Linked DNA regions of Mus musculus: regions 2, 3 and 4 are each linked to region 1. The links are chromatin loops, found by intact Hi-C in ENCODE. Cell type or tissue: heart. All regions are shown on one strand.

The links. A loop is a pair of places that touch in the nucleus more often than their neighbours do. Peaks named below come from ENCODE experiments on the same cell type or tissue, not always from the same donor. Only the 100,000 strongest peaks of a DNase experiment are listed, where the experiment ranks them.
Region 2: a loop joins it to region 1, with 6 times the contacts of the local background. A loop is called at or near these places in 9 of 42 quality-filtered maps.
Region 3: it touches region 1 in a loop (9-fold over the local background); 17 of 42 quality-filtered maps call a loop at or near these places.
Region 4: a loop joins it to region 1, with 6 times the contacts of the local background. A loop is called at or near these places in 12 of 42 quality-filtered maps.

What each region holds. Positions count from the first base shown.
Region 1 is chr1:55,883,877-55,888,876 of GRCm38, forward strand. It overlaps Gm32949 (a long non-coding RNA gene), which reads left to right and starts at 4,806. Exons shown (of 3, transcript XR_373419.4): 1 at 4,806-5,000. In heart, a CTCF peak has its summit at 2,697 (motif pointing right); no DNase peak of the experiment used is centred here; H3K4me3 peaks cover 665 bases; H3K27me3 peaks cover 1,306 bases.
Region 2 is chr1:57,267,949-57,272,948 of GRCm38, forward strand. No RefSeq gene overlaps it. Among named protein-coding and RNA genes, the nearest start is that of BC055402, 55 kb to the left of the region's middle. In heart, a CTCF peak has its summit at 1,991 (motif pointing left); no DNase peak of the experiment used is centred here; H3K27me3 peaks cover 329 bases.
Region 3 is chr1:56,989,528-56,994,527 of GRCm38, forward strand. No RefSeq gene overlaps it. Among named protein-coding and RNA genes, the nearest start is that of Gm38484, 10 kb to the right of the region's middle. In heart, a CTCF peak has its summit at 2,300; no DNase peak of the experiment used is centred here; H3K27me3 peaks cover 680 bases.
Region 4 is chr1:57,391,635-57,396,634 of GRCm38, forward strand. It overlaps Tyw5 (tRNA-yW synthesizing protein 5), which reads right to left. Exons shown (of 8, transcript NM_001037742.2): 4 at 2,413-2,457; 5 at 1,716-1,853. Among named protein-coding and RNA genes, the nearest start is that of Maip1, 12 kb to the right of the region's middle. In heart, CTCF peaks have their summits at 2,600 (motif pointing left) and 2,814; no DNase peak of the experiment used is centred here.

The DNA of each region.
Region 1 (5,000 bases):
CAAGTATATTGTTTTATCGGACATTAACCATTCTGAGAGATACAGATGTGTGTGTGTGTGTATGTGTGTGTGTGTGTGTGTGTGTGTGTGTGTGTGTGTGTGTGTGTGCACTCTGGACATGTGTGTGCAGTTATATAAGAGCAGCAGTTGTCCTGATAGATTTGGAGCTATTCTGTGTGTGTCTAGATGTATATGTATGTGCCTGTTCATGTGTGTTTGTGCATGCATATGTTTGTGTGTATGTGTGTGCACATCTGTGTTTGTTCATATTTCATATTCTGTGTTATTTGTATATTTGTGCATGTGTATACTTGTGCATGTGTGTTTGTGAATGTGTATATATGTGTGCATGTATGTGTATGTACATGTGTGTGCAGTGTGTTTTCATGTGTGTGCTATTGGCCATGTGTTTGCATGTCGAGGTCAGAAGCTGACAAGTGTTGATTTTGACTACTTATTTCTTGTGACATCTTGTTTCTTGTGACAGGCACTTCTGGTCAAATCCTGGGCTCTCCGTTTAGGCCCCTGGGTGTCCCCTGCCTCTTTGAACCCAGCTCTGGGTACAGATGTGTTGTCTATGATCTACGTTGCTTTTGTAGGGTGCTGGAGACCCAAGCTCAGATCCTCACATTTTAGCAGCCTCGTGTTTCCCATGAGCCACCTCCCCAGCCTAAGGTACACAGATTCTATTTATGGGACGTAGCTGAAGTCAGAGCAGTTTGGGACTGACATTGGGGAGAAGAGGACTCAAGACCTTTATTCAGGGCTGGATCCTACCACCCAGGTCTTTCTTTAACATGTCCCAGGCTTCCTAAGGCCTGAATCACTGAAGAAGAAACAAAGGCTGACTCAGACAATTGCCCACCCTCAGGGGATTTGTGGCCAGAGTCAGCTGGCTACACAGCAGCAGGTCTCTCTTCCAAAGGCAATGGAGTACTCTGAAATTGGAAGGGGCAGGTTTTCAAAGAGTGCAGGGGTGTGGGACTGCCACAGGTCCCTCTTGTCTTCATACTTAGATGCTCTGGTGTTCTGTGTTACTCTTTACCTTATTCTTTATTCAGGTAGGGAAAAAATGAATGATCACAAGAGTTGACCACACAGTACTGTCTTTGAAGGAGGAGAAGAGGAGGAGGTGTGTGTGTATCACACACACACACACACACACACACACACACACACACACACACACACACACATGTTGTTCTTTCTTGCTTAAACTGCCTGAGGACAATGTTTAAAGTCTGATATGGGATATGGGATATATCTCTTGTTGTGATATTATAGGATTTAATTTTGCAAAACAATACAAAGTCTTGTGTATTTGAACATGCTCATGAGTTTACATTATCGTGGGTAAAAAAAAATTACCTTGGGTTATTTGTCCTGGTGATTAATCTGCTAACACTCAGATACATGGCTCTATCCTGCTTATATCACACTTATCTCCAATGTCAAACTAACTCTCAGGACTTAAAATAAAGGATTTTCCCAAGAAGTATGAATTACTCTTAAATTTACTCCTTATTAAATTACTCCTTAAATTAACCCCTTATTAAATAACTCAAATATCTTGATTAATCAGCTACATTTTTACTCTCACCATTGTCTTGCAGTATTTGCAGTGACAACTGTTCCATGTGTGACACCAGGCAGTGTTAGGGAAACTGTGCATCCGTGCTCTCCCCTGTCTCAGAGCTGGGAGTCTAAATTCCACTTGATTCTCTTTGTCCTAGTGTCTGTCAGACTCTTAGGAATTACATGGTATTTATTCAACCTTTGATTTTTCTGGAAGTTTCTGCAATAACCTCTATTTGTCCGTTTGTCTGTCTTCTTGCATTTAGCGTTCAGTTTAGTGCCTTCTCATAGAAGAATCCAATGATTCCTTTAGGAGAGGTAAGACCTATGGCCCACATGAACATGGCCATATATCCAAGTACAGTGTAAATATAAGTTCGGTGGTTAGATTTTGATGTATGCTATTCAAACTAAATTTTAGTAATGAGAAATAGGGATAGGCTCAGACCGTTTGTGATATAGGTGCCACTTCATATTTTATGATATCTACACAAACAAGGAAATAACCAAGTGACTGCCTTATTAGACCTGAATTGGGGAAATCAACTTTAATGTGTTCTCTGACCTTTTGTACTGTAATTATGAGTCTGCATGAGGTCGTGTGTTGCCAATTTGTTTATATTCATTTTTGATAGAAATATCAACGGTGGTATTGTAATTAGCATTTCAAGCAAAACTAAATGTATAGTGCCAGGGCATTTAACAGTTGATTCTTGCTTGCAGAATTTATTTTATACCATTTTCTATTAAAAGTGGATAAGATTAACAATGTTTAAAAGAATCCTGAGAATAGTTTTACAGTTAAAATTTTGTAGGCCAAAATGTGAGTGCCTATTAATTTTTAGAGTAAAAGAAAAAGCGGTTATCTGTAAAAATCTATAAAATACAGAGATACCAAAAGTACTCAGACAGTTAAAAGGTATGGAAGTGTTTATTTGAAATTTAGCAGCCTAATTTATGTGTTAACTAAATAATCACTTTACACAGATAAAGTACCCACATAGAAGAGAAGTGTGACTCCTGTTGTGTATGGTCTTGTCATTTTCAAGGTTGGAGCAAGAGAGACACCACGGGATGAATGGCTCCCTAATTCTGTGAATAAACCATTCCCAAAATGGGCACAAGAGGGCACCAAGCACGCAGTAGTGGTAGAGATTTAATGGTCTGCATAAACTCTGGCACTTGAAGATGAAGCCACGTTTATTTTATTCTGAGTAATATATTATGCACCTGCTTGTTTTATTTTTTAGACTGATTTGTGTCAAATGGCTCTCCAGAAATATGACATGTGTGTTGGATCCAGGCAGAACTAGTCTTTCAACATGGAAGTTGTACTATTTTGTACAAACTCTGATATAATGAAGTCCTTCTTATTGTACTTGAAAGGGAATTAGGCTTTAGGCTTTCCCATGTAACAAGTTGGTTCGTACTTTTTGTGCATTTTGTCTTTGTGGCTCCTTAAGACTAGCTTGGGGGCATGGGCTGTTTAATCTCCACAGTCGCTTTGTATAGACAGAGTAGTGGATCTTTGTCTGGAGGACTCAGGGTTAATTAGGGCTGAGACCTCTGGATGAAAGAGGACACAAAGATGTAACTGAAGGAAGTTGGAGTCACCTCATGGGTGAGGAAGAACCACAGGCTTGTAAATATTTAGCTGGTTTATTAGGTTTTTTATTTTTTTACTTTTTATTTTTATTTTTTTTTTTACTTTTTTAGGGCTGTCACAGACCAGGTTGCCTGAACAACAGAATGTGTTTTCTTGAAGTTCCACAGAGTGCAAGTCCAAGACTAGGTGTCAGCTGGATGGGATCGTCCCAGGCCTATTGTTAATTTGTAGATGTTCATCTTCTTCCTGTGTCTTCACCGGTCCTTCCATTTCATTGTCTAAACTTTGTCCTCTTATGAGAACACAGGCAGATTGTCTTAGAGTCTATAGGAAAGGCTTCTTTTGATTTACTCACCGCATCACGACAGACTCTATCTTTAATGGAGCTTTTGAGATGGTGAGGTTTAGACTACCAGAGTGTGAATTTTAGGGAGATGCAGTTTCACCCCTAACCCCTTAGCTCCTCCTTGGCCTGAGCTCCTTGTGGGGCTGGAGCTGCCCAGTTTGAGTGAGTGTGTTCATTAACCAGTCCCCGTGGCAGCAAGCGCCAAGTCAGCTCCTATCAGGTGTTGCGCTCTGCATTTGTTGACGGAGTGCATTTCTGCTTTGAAAGGCTCCACATTTCACTCTGCTTGGCTGGCCTGAAATCTTCCACTGCGTGACAGGCAGTAATTAAGTACTGAAAGAAAGGCATAAATACTTCCTTTTAAACATTGACATGACATCCATCTAGTGAAAGGCGTGGACAGAGGCAAGTACAGAGAGTTCAGGAAATGAGAAATTTCTTTGAAATAATTTCATTGAAAATTAACAAGTTGATTATTGCGAAAAAAGATTCCAATTTACACATAATGGCCAATCATCTAGCTTTCCTGGCCTTTGATGATGCCCGGCCTACCCAGTGTGATCTGCTGTTTTACCCCACCATGATGGTTATCAAGGGCTTCTTAGGTTAATTTGCCTTTCAGACTTCAAACCGCTTAAAGATAATACATTTAACTCAATTATAAGCATTCTTCTTATTCACCGTGTAGTTTCTTCTGGCCTGGCCGTTCTGCCTCCATACTTCTCCTTCTTTGCCCAGCCCTCATTTGAGGGGACATTAGCTGAGTTTCTATAATTAGATCGCTCGCACAGGATCTTCATATTGGTACGGAGAACAGGGCAGTTACAAACCCAATCTTCAGGAGTGGCTTGCCTATTTTCAGGGAGAGTCTCTGGCCACATTGAGACAAGTGCTCAGAGGTGGGGCCTGACGACACGACCTTGCTGGAGTGCTAGAAAGCAGACTTTGGGCTGGCCTGTCTAGACTTAAAGGGCCCAGTCTGCAGGCACAGGAGGAGAGAAGAGTCCTCAGCTTGGTGGCTACTTTAAAACTCTTTCCTCCCTTGATGCACGTTTCTGTTTCTCCAGTTATTGGATTGCTGGTTGATTTTGAAATCTCTAGTTCTTTAATCAGTAATGGGGAGGGGGGGACCCAAAAAAACAAACCCCAGAAAGCCCATCAGGCACTAAGTTGCCTTTGGATCTCGCAGAAGCACCCACCCTCCTGCTTCAGTCCCTCTCCCTTCTCACCTTCCAGACCTTTCCTTTCTCTGTCCTCTGGATGTCCCCTTCCCAGGCTACTGTGATAAAGTTCTTCATACTTTTCTCACAAGACTTTTTTTTTTCCTAATCCCTTCTGTTGGCAGGGAATTGACTCATGAATAAATGGATAATAATAACGGCTGACATTTTTGGAGCGCTGACTACTTGGCAGGCAGTAAGCCGGGGATTTGCTCGCATTATCTCGCTTGATCCTCTCAACAGCTTTGTGCTG
Region 2 (5,000 bases), 1.4 Mb after region 1:
TCGTTTACAGGAGCAGTCACTGACTCAGCACATTAGGAAGGACAGACTGAGCCAGACGCTGGTCATGTGACTTACAAGCAGTTTATCAAGGGGACCCCTGAATTTCCCTGACCTCAGCTGCTGCATCTGCAGGGTGATAACCACACCTGCCTTGGAGGCATGCTGCCAGGACTCAGGGGGTGTGTGTGTCATGTACTCATTGTGCACACAGGTCAGACCCAGCTCTGTTACACCTGAAGCTTGTACAACTCTGAGCATAAACTGTAAGGCAAACTGCCCTAAACTTTGCTTGAAAATGAGCTTAGGAGTAAATCATGAGAAATTACACTTTTTTGGAATTTATTAATTTGTGTGTGAGTAGATAGACACCTGTGTGAGATGTGTGTCCCAGGTAATGAGGATTGGCAGCCAGTGACTTACTTCAAGCAATCACACTTAAAACCTGAGAATGGTACCAGGGCTTAAATTGTCTTTCAAAATAATGAAACTGATCTCTTCGTCCCTTTCTGCATGTGTTTTTCAGTGACACGCTTGAGTTGCACTTCCCAGGGCTATCCTTTCCTACTTTCCCGTTGTCATTTTAAGAGACTGCAAAGCTCGTTCATCTTTCCTTCTAGACAGTCAGGAGGGAGACACCTGCTCTTGGTTGGTCAGTGTTGTTCCTTTTCTTTTCGTGAGATAGGGTCTCACTATAGCCCTGGCTGGTCTTGAACTCACAGATAGTTGCCTGGCTCTTGCTCCTGAGTGCCTGGACTAGCTGTTAGTGTTTGGGATGCAAAACTAAAGCACAGCTTCCCACCCTTGTTGCTTGTCCTCGCTGGTTTTCCCAGAGACAGGTTTGCCAAAACCAGAAGTTCTGGTAAATTCTACTCCACACGATCATCATGGTGAACTGAATAATGCTGAATATGCCTCTGTATTTGTAACTGTGAGCCCATAGCAGCTCAGATGTTCTGTAGTTCAGGCTCCCGATGGAGTGGGGACAGACAGCTAAGAGATCCACCCTTTACTTACAGACTCATGCTTCTGAACTAAAAATTCCACAAACCAGCCCTGACTTCATCTGTCTTTAGTCTTGATCCTTCTCCCTGTCTTGCCCAATTCTAGTGCATTTGTGAAGCGTTTCAACTCTGCTTTGAGCATCTCACCTCTGGGGGAGCTATGGAGAATTCCTGGAATCCATTTTGTTTTTAACTAGAAGAGCTGGTAAGAACTTAACTCCATGTGGAAGAGACTCTGAGCTGCATAACTATACCCTACTGGTCGTAATTACAGTCAGCAGAGCTTCCCCTTATATGTCTCCTAAAATGTTCAGCGACATTCCAAGAGCCACGTGCACCACCAGTAGAGCCCAGTTCAATGGAAACTGAGTTGTTTTCCTTTAAGGCCTTCCGGGTCTCATGACAGGAACACCAGAGTATTGAGCCACATACAGGTGCAGGACACAGGTGGTATACTGGTTACAAACCCAAGATGCTGGCCTTGGCTGTTGCCATACCAAAGCCATAAAACAAAAGAAAACAAAAAGAGGTAGGAAAAGACAGTGGGCGGTTTCAACCATCTGTGCCCAGAACATCTTTCTTTAGCAGACTTTACAAAAGTATACAGTTGTGTGCATAGACAGCCTGTGAACACGGCACCCTACAGGGTTTTTGTGTAAGTAAAGGCACCTGTGGCTTACATGTCCTTATCCTAAATGGTTACTCTGCTCCCACTGAAAGACAGTACATGTTCAGTAAACACTTGGAAATGACGTTTTATCCTCAGGGACCTTACAGTCTAGCCAGCAAAACAAACAAGAGTAGGTCAACAAACCCCTGCCACAATTCAGCATGTCAGAGCCCAAATCTGTAATTGCGCAGAATGTGGGGAGGTGAATTCAAACCAAACTAAGTGACTAAGTATCTGCAGGGTGAGCCAGCCAGGAGTCTGGGCTACAGATCCAGATCAGCCCTGGTCGTAACTGCAGTTTTGGCCCCACCTGGTGGTGGTTTTACTCCGTGATTTAGACACTGCTGAGGAACTTCGGAGTCCTGGGGCTGACTTGGTTTTTCAGAGTGGCGGGACTGATTTCAGATTTTTTTCCAATTAAGTTTATTAGTCAACTCGGCGGAAGTTCAGTTGGGCGGCACCTGGTGCTGTGGGCTTGTCCTTTGCGTCCCTCGTTGAGAAAACAGGGCTGTGCTCGGGCCTGCACAGGATGCACAGACAGTCCAAGGAGGGGGGTCACAAAACTGGATGCCAACACATCTCCCAGGTACAGAAAGGACTACTTGGGCAATGCCTCAGAGTGCAACCGCCTCAGGAAGGACAGATCCAGAGGGGACTTCTGAAGAAATTCTCAGCATCTAGGAGTGTGGTCCTCCTATAAAACTGCTAAAGGAGGAACAGGCTAACTCACTAAACATACACAGAGATTTTAACTGCATCACAGGACACCAGAGGCAAAGGCTGACCAGATGAAGGAGAAGGAATCTGGAGTCCTAGCTTAGGTTCAAGAGCATTGCCTAGGGTTAAGACTGAGTTATGACCTTGCATAACAGGAGATATGACAGGAGAGAGTTAACACTGATTCAACAGAATTGGGGAACTTGGGGTCATCTACGTCAGGGGACGTGTTGAGAAAAACCATATGATATAATATCAGCAGAGTCTTGGTTGACATTCCACAAGTCAGATTAAATAGTGATGCCAAAACATGCACACAAGGCTTCTTGTATCTCTTATCTGGGTATTTACCTTCGTCACATTCTTGCAAAATATTAGGGTAGACATTATGAAGGAAAATGAACATGAATCTAAACATATATAGAGAACAGCATTCATCACTTTCCAGAAACCCTTTGTGTTTACTAGAGATGATAGTTTTATGTAACCATGTGCCATTGCTGGACCACGCCAACCCCACTTTTTCTAAAGCAGTTAGCCTTCAAGGACATTTTAGTGCCTATGAGGTCAGAAAACTAACTGGCTGCAGATGTGTCTATGCAGTGAAATGATAGGGACCTAGCACAGTTAATAAACATCACCTGCCCAGCCGAGGAAGAGGGCTAGGAAAGAACGACAAGTAAGTATTATAGGACTAAGAGAACATTCATTCTTCAAAAGGGAGAAGTTTGCATCTTGAGCCACAAGCTGCTATGCAAAAAGAAAAAGGAAAGGGAAGGAACGAGAAGGGAAGGGAAGGGAAGGGAAGGGAAGGGAAGGGAAGGGAAGGGAAGGGAAGGGAAGGGAAGGGAAGGGAAGGGAAGGGAAGGGAAGGGAAGGGAAGGAAAGGAAAGGAAAGGAAAGGAAAGGAAAGGAAAGGAAAGGAAAGGAAAGGAAAGGAAAGGAAAGGAAAGGAAAGGAAAGGAAAGGAAAGGGATGCACTGACAAACTCTCTATGGTTTTTATTACATTATCCATTCTTATTCCCCAACAACTCTCTAAATGGAAACAAAACTATAAATGTCAAAGAGAATATATAATCTGTTAATACAAAAACCACAAGCTAAGCGAGTAAAGTACAAATGAGAAGAAAATGAGTTAGTATCAACACCGAGCCCTTGGTTGCATGGGGAAACACCACCTTTGCCTGATGACCTGTGAGAGGGGTTTGTACAGGATCTAGTGTGGACCCAACCAAGGAAATGGAAGGCATAGTGTTTCAGAAGCGAGGACCTTGAAAGCTGGTAAAGATTAGAAACCTACGAAAACCAACAAACCAACACAAATAGCACCACCTCTGGGACTGCAGCACAGGTGCTTGGAAGTCAAGAGAGGAGCCCAGTTTCTCAAAGCCTAGAGCCATGGTTCTCAACCTTCCTAATACTACAACCCTTTATTACAATTCCTCATGTTGTGCTGACCCCTCCCCCAACTATAAAATTGGTTTCTTTGCTATTTCATAAGTAACTTTGCTATTGTTCTGTAAAAATCTGTATTTTCTGATGGCCTTTGGCAACCCCTTATGAAAGGGTTGTTAGCTGCCACAAAGAGGTCACGACCCACAGGTTGAGAACTGCTGGCCTAGACACTTCAAGAAGCAACTCACTGACATGGAGCAACCGACAATACTCAGGTCATGCCAAGGCTTCAAGGGGTCATCGTGAAACCAGTTTTGAAAGCATCAAAAACAAAACAAAACAACAAAAAACAACACAATGTCCACTATCAAGATGAACACTGTAGAGGTGGTGAGGTGACACTTCCAGAGATAGAGGTTACATGAATAAGAGCAGCTCTCCCTTCCCTTCCCAGACTGCACCTTCCTGCCTCATATTTCACTTTCCACCACTCAAACTAAAAATGGTGCTTTACAGAGTCCAGGACTCATATAAACAGAATATGGAAGCTGAGAGACAGCAGGTTGGTAACATGCACACTGACAACACAGAGAAAGAGTTCTGTCCCATGTTTAGGTCTGTTTCTCACATCTTAGTTCATGAAAAGCAATTTTGTCTCAAAATATCTTGATCAGCAACAAAGAAGCTGAGAGAGTGTCACCCAAGGGCAATCTGATCTACACCCAAGCCATGCTATCTAGGACGACGTCTTACACCCCTGAGAAATAAGAGATTGAAGTTACCTATGAAAAATGGGCTTCTTGGAAGCCATGTGCGGGCTGGCTTAAAACAATAAGCATTTCTTGCCCCCAGGGACATCATTCTCTACAAATATGGTCTGGATGCTTATCAAACAAGTTTTTAGGCTGCTCTCTGAAGTCTCTGGGCAAGTACAAACACCAGAGTCAAATAAATGCCTTTAAAAGCAAGGCCGTGGAGCACGTACCCTGTCAGTGGGATCCTCATATTCCCCCAAAGTAAACAGTAACATGAGAATATTTATATGAAATAAAACTGTGTATCAAGCCTGCCTTGGCTCAGCCAGAGGGAAGGATAAATCCCTTGCAGATCTCTCAGAGAGTGGTCCTTTGTTGACCGCGGACGCCACTTCCAAGACAGTGCAAACCAACTGCAGAGCAAGGCTTTTCATTATGCCAAGGAATGAAAATATTACAA
Region 3 (5,000 bases), 1.1 Mb after region 1:
GATGTCTCAATGATTAAGAGCACCCATTGTTCTTATGAGGACAGGAGTCCATTTTTTAAAAAGATTTATTTATTTATTTTATTATATGTAAGTACACTGTAGCTGTCTTCAGACACCCCAAAAGAGAGAGTCAGATCTCATGATGGATGGTTGTAAGCCACCATGTGGTTGCCGGGATTTGAACTTGGGACCTCTGGAAGAGCAGGCAGTACTCTTAACCACTGAGCCATCTCTCCAGCCCCCAGGAGTCCAGTTTTTTTTTTTTTTTTTTTTTGAGGCAGGAGTCCAGTTTTAAACACTGATGTTATCCACCATCTCTTGCTCATACATACTTTCTGCCCCTTCTCTGACATGGGGTCTCACTAAGTTGCCTAACTCTCTCACTTGGGTAAACTTTGAAGTTTTGGTCTTCCTGCTTCAGCCTCCTGATATTATAGACCTAACCAACTAGGCCCACATGAGCTAGTATTCTTGACCATCATGTTAGGGCTACTTCTTAGTTCTTAAGTCACTACCACCTATTTGATCTTAGGCAAATATTCACCATTTCTGAGTCTTATTTTTGCTATGACTGTCTCTCAAGTCACCGTTAGCTCTGTCACTCTGTTGGACAGCTGGCTTTAAGTTTGGTTGTGCAGTGATTTGCTTTGATCAGATGACAAGTAGCTGAATCTACTTTGCCAACATCTTTGTGCCAGTAGACATGGTACATGATAAACTCCAAACACAGGCAATGGTGGTCAAGACCAGGCCCTGCCTTATGCTCCTAACTTGGCTGACATCTGAAGACTAACAGCCTTAATTTTAAAAAACATGGTAGAAATTTTCTCTGGCTTCTCTAATATCTCTAGTTCACATCATCATCATCATCACCGTCACCATCATCATCACCACCACCATCAATCACAATAGAAAACTCTTACAATCCAGAGTCTTTCTGTGTAGCTCAGACTGATTTTTGAACTCACTGTGTACCTCAGGTTACTCTCAAATTTGTATCATCCTCCTGCCTTAGTTTTCCAGACTGCTGGGATTATAGACATAAGCCCCTGTGCCTAGACTTGTATAGCCATTCCTTTTTAACTCTTCCTCTTCCACCAATGGTCCATCTCTGAAAAGCTGACAGCATTTGCCCTGGCTTATCCTGAAGTTAATTCCCAGGATCCTCTGCTGGAGTCAGCAGAACCTCTTTCTACTGGAAAAGAGCCAGCCTGCCTTCCAAAGGCTCCGAGGGCAGTCATTGAAGGAATCAACAGAGACAAGAACTTCAGAGGTCTTCCTACCAAGTGGAAGGCAATGCTCCAACCAGAGCTTTGCCCAGTTTCTCAAATGGTACCTTTCCAAAGTACATGGCCCTTACCTTCCTAATCTTTTAGAGGGCAGAATTGCTTGAATTCAGGAAGCTTCAAACCACTTACCACCAGCCCCACTTCAGCACCCCTGTGTATACAAGGACAAGAAGCCAACCTATCCAATAAGACTTTCTACAATTCACGTCCGGTTCTGTCACTTAACAGCTTTCAAATGCTGGTCAAGGCAACCTTTTTTCGGTTTCTTAGCTGTAACATATGGATGAAAAAGAAAATCTATACATGCCTTGTGCCTCACAAGATGTTGTGACAATTAGAAGTGATAATTTGCTGAAAAGGACATTGAAAACTGTAAACTATTATGCAAAATTCACTTATTCCTGCACGATACCAGTATCTATGTGTCGATCCACAGCCAGTTTAGGAAAATAATAAAACAAATTCTCACACATAAAACGTATTGGCTGAAAAAACTGTATGTGTGAGAAACAATCTCATGTAGCCTAGTCTGGTCTCAGACTGACTGTGCAACCCAGACTGGCCTTGAACTCCTGATCCTTCTGTCTGTATTTCCCAAGTGATAAAATTGAGGGCATCTATCACCATGCTGAGTTTGACATTTCTGTGTCAGCAAAATAATGGAATTAGTGATGCCCCTTCCCCACCCCCCCCCCCAGCTCGACTAGAGCATCAAACTTACATCAAACATCTTATGAATGGACAAAGTAGATTCCACACATGGGATCAGAAAGAGCAGGAGTCAATGCTAAGCCAAAGCTAATGAGAGCCGTGATGTAAGCCATTACCCCTGCTCCCTTACTGTAGGACTGGTAGCCACAAAAGAAAAGTCTATCAAGAGATGCACAGCGAGCCCCCTGTGTGCTCACACAAGGCAGTCCTCTTACTGGCCTGGTGACAAGGCCTCCTTTTCTCCATTTGGTCTCATTCCTTTGGCACCTCTGTCCATTCATTGGACTTCAGCGCCCTCTAGGGTGGGGTATATCTTCTGAGTCATCAACCATGTTGCCCAATATAAATGTGCCACATGTATAATTTTAAAACTTGAGGGACCACCTTTTAAAAATAGACAGGTATGAAACTGGGGATGTTGACCAGTTGGTAGGGTGCTTGCCTGACACGCACAAAGCCCATACACCAGGTGTAGCATGTACCTGTAATCTTAGCAAACGAGGGGTTGGAAACACGAGAATCAGAAGCTCAAGTGCATTTTCACACCAGCAATGAGTTTGCGACTATACTGGAATACAGTATAGTCTCAAAATAGAAAAACAGAGAGAGAGGTAAACACATTTTTAGAATGTATTTTCTTTATTCTATAATAATCAATACAAAAGTTATTGGCATAGCTTTTCTTTCTTTCTTTTTCTTTCACCAGCTCTCTGAGAAATGATATATGTAGTTTATATTTTCAGCCCATTTGAATCACGGACTAGCCAAATTCTAGAGTTGGAGAGTCTCTTGTGGCCAGAGGCTGCTAGATCTGACAGCGTGGCACCAAAATGAGTGACTGCTGTTCTCCAGCCATTGCCCAGGGCAATCTGGCTTCCTTTATCCTCAAAGCCAGGCTCCCAAAGCACCGACAAGATAGCCTGATAGAAATGGACTGTCTTTGGTGATAAAGGGAAGTACAGCCCCTCTCCTCTTCCCGTTCATAGCCACTCAACACTGCGCACACTTCCTGCCTGCACACTTGACACACACAACGCTTCACCCCCTTCCTTTACTAACTGATATCTAGACAGCCTCCAGTTCTTCATGCCTTGACCCTTGATTCACTTCCATGGGGTAGGTGCAAGGATGATATGCATTCTATAGAAACCACACCTCACACAGTGAACTGTAAGCTTTCCCCTGACCAGCAATATGCTATGCAATTCTGAAGCTGGGCAGCAATAGTTAACTGCGGCTAACAGCCAGATGAACACTCAGTCACAGGGGAGAGCAATCCTTACTCCACAGGCAAGGACACTGAGTTGTTTTTTTTTTTTTTCAAAAAGACTTTATTCTATTGTTTTAAAATTTATTTGTATGTATATGTGTGTGCAGAGAGGGGTGCATGTGAGCGCCTTTGGAGGCTATAGGTATCCAAGCCCCTGGTAGCTGGAGCTAAAAGCAGTTGTGAGCACCTCTAATGTGGGTATTGGGGACTGAATTCAGGTCCTCTGTAAGAATGTTCTACTGATGAATAGATGAACTGTCTCTATTCCCTGGCTCCCTAAATGCATCTTGATGGATTTTTTCATGTATGTATGTATGTATATACATATACAGACACATACACACATACACACACAGAGAGATTTTATATATATGGCTGTTTTGTCTCTTTGTACATTTGCACACCAGAAAAGGGCATTGGATTTCCTGGGACTACAATTATAGATGCTTGTAAGCTGCCATGCGGGTGCTAGAAATTGGACTAAGGACCACTGGAAGAGAATCCCAGTGCTTTTACTAGCTGAACCATCTTTCCAGATTCCTAAATGCATTTTTGACTGGTTATTTTTAACTTTGGGTTTATCAGCCCTGTAGCCATTTGAGAGGCAGCTGGACTTACATAGGAATAGTGGTTTAAACCCAAAATCACAGAACTGAAGTGAGTGTTTTATGTCAAGTGGTGGGCAGACAGTGTCTGATGCACTAGATAGATAGGAGAACCCTGCCAGAATCCTCAGGGCAAAGGTGTAAGTACATACTTACACCTCCTCTTCAGGAGGAAAAAACCTTCCCAGTGAGCACTGAGAGGCTGGCAGAGTGAAAAATGGAGTTTGCAGGCAATCACCTCAAATATTAAGTCCAGCAAGCATGAGCATTTACTGCATATGGTTCTAGACATGAGAATCCTGAAGCTAGGAGCCATGTCTTCCTCACCTCTTTATGGCCAGTGTATCAACTGGGGACTTTACATGATCTCATCCAAAAGCAAAAGATATTTGATGTTTTCCTGTTTTCATGCTGTCTCATTTCAGAGAAGTAAACATTTGCCATTCGGGGTGTTTTAGACACAGAAATCCATGAGCGCTATGCTGATTGTGCTACATGCTAGCTATGTATGGTAGGATGCTCTAGGACAACAACCACATTTCGGCTACTGTTGACTGAGTGAGAAGAAAATCGGAGTCTTCAAATCTTGAATACAGCTATAAAAAATATTTATGTGTGTGTGAGGTAAGGTAGTCTTCCTGGGAGAAGGGTGGGAAGTGGTCAAATGAAGGGCCTAGGCTCCAAGCTGGACAAATGGAAGACCACCAACAAGGCTCAAACATAGAGTGGCCGAAATGGCCAAAAGGACCTTTGCACTCTGAGAAATGTACTCAGGCTCTCAGCCCACACATGTTCCCAAACTCCATAGGTCATCATACTGCCAACGTCACGATCGTCCATAACTGCCACATGAGCACAATGAGCACAATCATAAATTGCCCCACACCGTTCTCATTACAGAGAGGCCTGGAACACAGCAACCTGGCCTGGGCTCCTGAACACTCCCCAGAGAGCTATGATCTTCTTTGAAAAGCAGAACTATGTGCTCATATTGAAGTTGGCTCATCAGAGACATCTATATTTACCACAGCAGTGACAACTGCTAAGCTATGGAACCAACTTAGTTGTCCAACTACAGAAAAATGGGTTTTAAAATGAGGCATGTATACACAATGGGAGGTTCTA
Region 4 (5,000 bases), 1.5 Mb after region 1:
GGGGTGAAGTTTGCACAGGATCTCAGCTATGTTGCCCATGCTGACCTGCTTCTGAGCAGCCAAGATCACATACCTGAGTTACTACATGTTACTTCAACCCTATTCCTTTTGTGAGAATTGACTTACACAAAACTCTTACAGTCATAATTCAAAGTGTCTTTATTGAAGACATTCCTTCCCATGTCGAAAAACCAACAAAAAAAAAAAACAAAAACAAAAACAAAAAAAACCAAAACATGAGAAGGACCAGCGAATTGGGAAAACAGGAAGTGGAAATACAGTGTAAGTACACCTGAGCGGGCCTTTGGTTAATGATGGTCTTACTAAGTTGTTGAGGAATGCCTTGGATCAAATAGAAAGCACTAACACAGCTACTGTTAAACACTGTATATACATCACCCATACATGACATATACATGGTCATGAAAACTGTGATTATGAGACTATTTGCAAAGGACTACACGATAAGGCAAATTTCCATAGTATGCTTTTCAATGAATCACTGTTAACTTTCCCTGGGTATATAAAGGGTACCCTCTCTTGGTGCAGATTGTGCAAATGTTAAAAGGCAGAGGCACATGACTCAGTTGAAGAATTAAGACATAAACTGAGTGAGCGATTATTCATGGATTGTCACTACTGACACAATCTTCTTTTAGCACTAACCCTTCACTAGCAAACCTTAACTCTGTAATTATAACCTGTTACTCTGACTTCTTTTTAAGAACAGTATTATATTCTATTGTCATTCAATGTCAAAGGAAATACTTAAAGCATAATCTATAAAACTAAAAATGTATGAAGCACGTCATTTTCTCACTAATTATTCCAATGCAACTTTGAAAATATGCTAAGATTTCCTGTCTGTCTCATTAACTATAGAGTTACTATGTTGAAATCCCCTGGAAGTTTTAGGACATACTAAAAGATCCATAGACGTGGCAACTTATTTTGGCACACTGTCATACACCTAAGATTCCTGCCAGTTGGGAGGCAGCGAAAGAAAGGTCTAAGGTCAAGTCTAGCCAGCGGTTCAAAACAGAAGTCCCATTTCAAAACACCAAAAGGCTCTGGGAAAGTACTGGTTCCTGCATTAGCTTCCTGTTTCTCCTGCTGCCAACACCAAAACTGAATGCACCACCATTTCAAATTTGCTTATTATGTTTACATGTATATTTCAGCATATAAAACTGTAAGAACACAGAATTAAGATCAAAGACTGCACATCTTGCTCATATACAAATCAGCACACATCCAAGTTTCTCACAGCATATATCCGAAGAGCTCTGGATACCTTAAATTCTTATTCCTGCCAAACCTTCCCAATAAGCTCCTCCTTCCCCCTAAACAGTATGACTTGGACAGCCAGTCAACTGCTTCCTTAAGACACTTTCTACCATACTGCTTTGCCCTCGACATTTCCCCCTACCAGCCCCGTGATCCCTTCTCACAGGCCAAAACCATAACTCCCTTTTATCTATGGTTTATTATGTCTGTGATGATGTAAGAACCTCACACTGAGAGCCATGCAAGAAGCTAGGCTTTGCTCTCAGCTGACTCCACATTACTACTGCCCCTCTATACTCAGAGCTCCTCTTTTCAGCCAATGACACTGCACAGATCTACAAACTAGCCTAGAGAGCTCAAACCATCAATATTAGACCTGTAAGAGCAACAGCCTTCTGAACCTTTACATTTTTTATTTTGTAACATACATCATAGTGAGTCCAGAGCTGTAATCCAGGTGAACTAATTCGAAAAACACTGGAAAAGAACTGCTCCTCTCTGAAGAACATTGGAAATGTAATATCTCCTCCTAATGATGGGAACTGCTGTCTGATGTCTGCAACATCCTGAATTGACAGATATTCAAAAGTACTTAGATTAGTATCTGGAAAGAATTTCATAATAAACACAACATAGACATAAGGATCACCGTAAGCCGCCCACACGTCGAGTAGTAAGGATGAAGAGGCCATCTTCATTCTGTGCTTTAAAGCCCGATGATGGGAAAAGCCCAACAGCAGCACCCAACCTTCCCAGTGAAGGAGTTCTTCCTACTGTCAGCAAGATTCAGATATTTGTTTTAATTAATAATTTGGCTCTGAATACACATAAAGGCTCATCTAATAAATCTTCAGTACTTTTAGGTAAGTATGTCATTAGCTGAACTATCATCTGTAAAATACTTAGCAGTAGGGTTTTTATTGTGTGTAATTTAGATGACTCTCAGATTCTATATTCTGAGTAAATAAGCAACTTCTAAAAATTTCTCACTTGGGCACAGATCATCGATAGAAACAGACAACAACAAAATGGGTTATATGTCCAACAATAATATAAAATTCATAGTGATAATGTGAAAATTCTCACTGACATTTTAAGTGACTGTTTCAAATCCACAATTCTTACCTTCCTTGGGTCTTCTCCAAGTGACCGTAAGTAGTATTTCTCATCCTTAAACATCCCAAAGAAAAATACCATCAGCATTCATTAAAAAAAAGAAGAAGCAATAAGAAGGGAGTAAATCTTACAACATGATTTAGTCACAGCATCTGAAAAGCTCAATTACCTCACCCTTCCTACTGATGCCCCCTGGTGGCCACATCAAGAAATGTCTTTATATGTTGCTCAAAACTGGATGCACAAAACAGTAAATAAAACAATTCTAACAGCAACATAAGCACGACCTAAGCTCCTGGTTAATGGATAATTCAACTCACACTGTTTTAACATTCGGTAAATAAAATGGGTCCAACAATGAACTTGATACAATATAAAATGAGGTAAATAAAAACCTCACTCACCCTTTAGCACATAAAAACACAGGAGACTGCATTGTGCCAGACTGTGTCTATCCCTACTAACCTGCATTCTCACACCAACCTAAAGAGTCAGCTCACACGTGACTCAGAAATGCAAAACTATGCAAACAGTCTCAAAAGTTATCATTTACACTTGGTAGTCACCAGAGTAGCTAAATAAGAGAACTGATTATAAAATAGTCACTGTGGGGCTAAGTCCGACTATGTCCCCAGCATCTGTGGCACCCTGGACTCTATTCCTAGCACCACAAAAGCGCCCTTGCTGAGATCAAGCTGTTCATGCACAGGCACAATCCAATGCAAGAATTCTGCCATCCAGAAAGCAATACAGACTGCTGTAACAAACTTCAAGGCATACCTCGTTGAGCTTTAGAAATCTATAATTATAAATTAACAATTTAACTATTTTCATATTTTTAGTGCCACAACGAAATCATTCTTTAAATAAGCTTCAAAGTATGTTCTTCAAAATTTGACTTGTCATTTAGCAAAGACGTGATGCTCAGTTCCCCACCAAGAAAGGGCTCTTCCTTATTGGAAAAGAATGCATTGAATTTGGGGCTGCCAGCTGTCAATTTTTTCATGTTCACCTCAGCATCTGACCCAAGGCTATACCGTTCGTATATAGTAGACCTAAGCAATAATCAAAGAAGATGGTAAGAGGCCTAGAATCAAGCTGCCACCTATGCAGGACTCCCCTGATGGATACTTTGCTCAGGCTTCACAGGGAACTGGTAGACTGCCAGCTGTGTACAGCTGTGTCTGATCGCTCTGCACCACACACCCAAGTCCTCTCCAGCATCCTCTTCCTCCCACAGGCAGTACTCCCTGATGTTCTGAGTTCAATCTCAGTGTCAACTTTCCTTATAACTTAACTGAGAATCCATGCTAATCTGTTTATGTATATTCCATAATTTTTAAACTTAGTTTGTCTTTGATTCTTTTATGACACATTTCATGGATATTTAAACCTATGCCATTCATTAACTTTTGATGGGAAAAAAATCTTTAAAAACACTGAATATCCACATGCAAAGAATGGCCACAGTATTGAGGAACAATTGATGAAGGCTGGTTTTAAGAGACATTCTAATCATGGTCAGGCTGGAAGTCCACCCCTTGGGTTTCTTCTTAAGATGGCTGTCTACCTTGTTTTGTGAGACAGCTCACCAATTTGGCTATGCTGGTGGGTCAGTGAGCTCCAGGATCCGCTTGTCTCTCAAGAGGATTTAGTCCCCAGCACTAAAATTACTCTAAGTACATGCCAGGGTGCCCAGCATTTTACACATGTGGTGGGGATCAACTTATATCCTCATGCTTACTGTGCACACTCCAACTCTAACATAACTTAAAATTGTACTTATGTGTAAGCATAAATTAATGCCCTAGTCAAGATATTTAAATATATAATTACTCAGAACTACACTATAATGTAAAATCCCGCTTTAATCTTGAAGAAATGTTACACAGATAAAAGAAACTACTGGTAACTATAAAATGTGGAAATTTTAATGTAAGATATGAAAAGAAAGTTTTCTATTAACATCTGAATTTTTCAGAGGAAGCAGGATTAATGATGAATAGTTGGTGGGTAGTCTCTGTGCCAAGCACACTGCTAAGATTATTTTATTCGCTTAGTCCTTACAAAAACCTTATAAAATAAGTAGTTTTAATCTTCATGTAGAAATAAGTATATTTAAGAAAAAATAATTTGGCCAAGGTTTGAAAGCTAATAAATAGCAGAGCTACAGCTTGTAGGATAGCCAAGCAAAGTTAATGAAGAGCTATAGCATTGGGAGGCAGAGTCAGGCAGATCTCTGAGTTAGAGGCCAGCCTGGTCTACAGAGTGAGTTCCAGTATAGTCAGGGAAACCCTGTCTCAAAAAACAAAAAACCCACAAAGAATGGCTATCAGGGATTTGAGCTCTGAGACATCATTTTTGATCTTTTGTAGAAAACAACCTACTGGTCCTTTTCAAACAAGTCCACTGAGAGAAGGCTCAATGGATAAAGTGCTTGCTGTATAAACAGGAGGCTGGTTCAATACCCAGCACCAATGTAAGAACAACTAGATTTGGCAGAGTGCACCTATAATTCCAGTACTGGGGACAAAGACAGGAAGTTCCCTGGAGCCTATTCATTAGCTAACCTTCCAGGTTCCAAAAGGCCTTTCCTC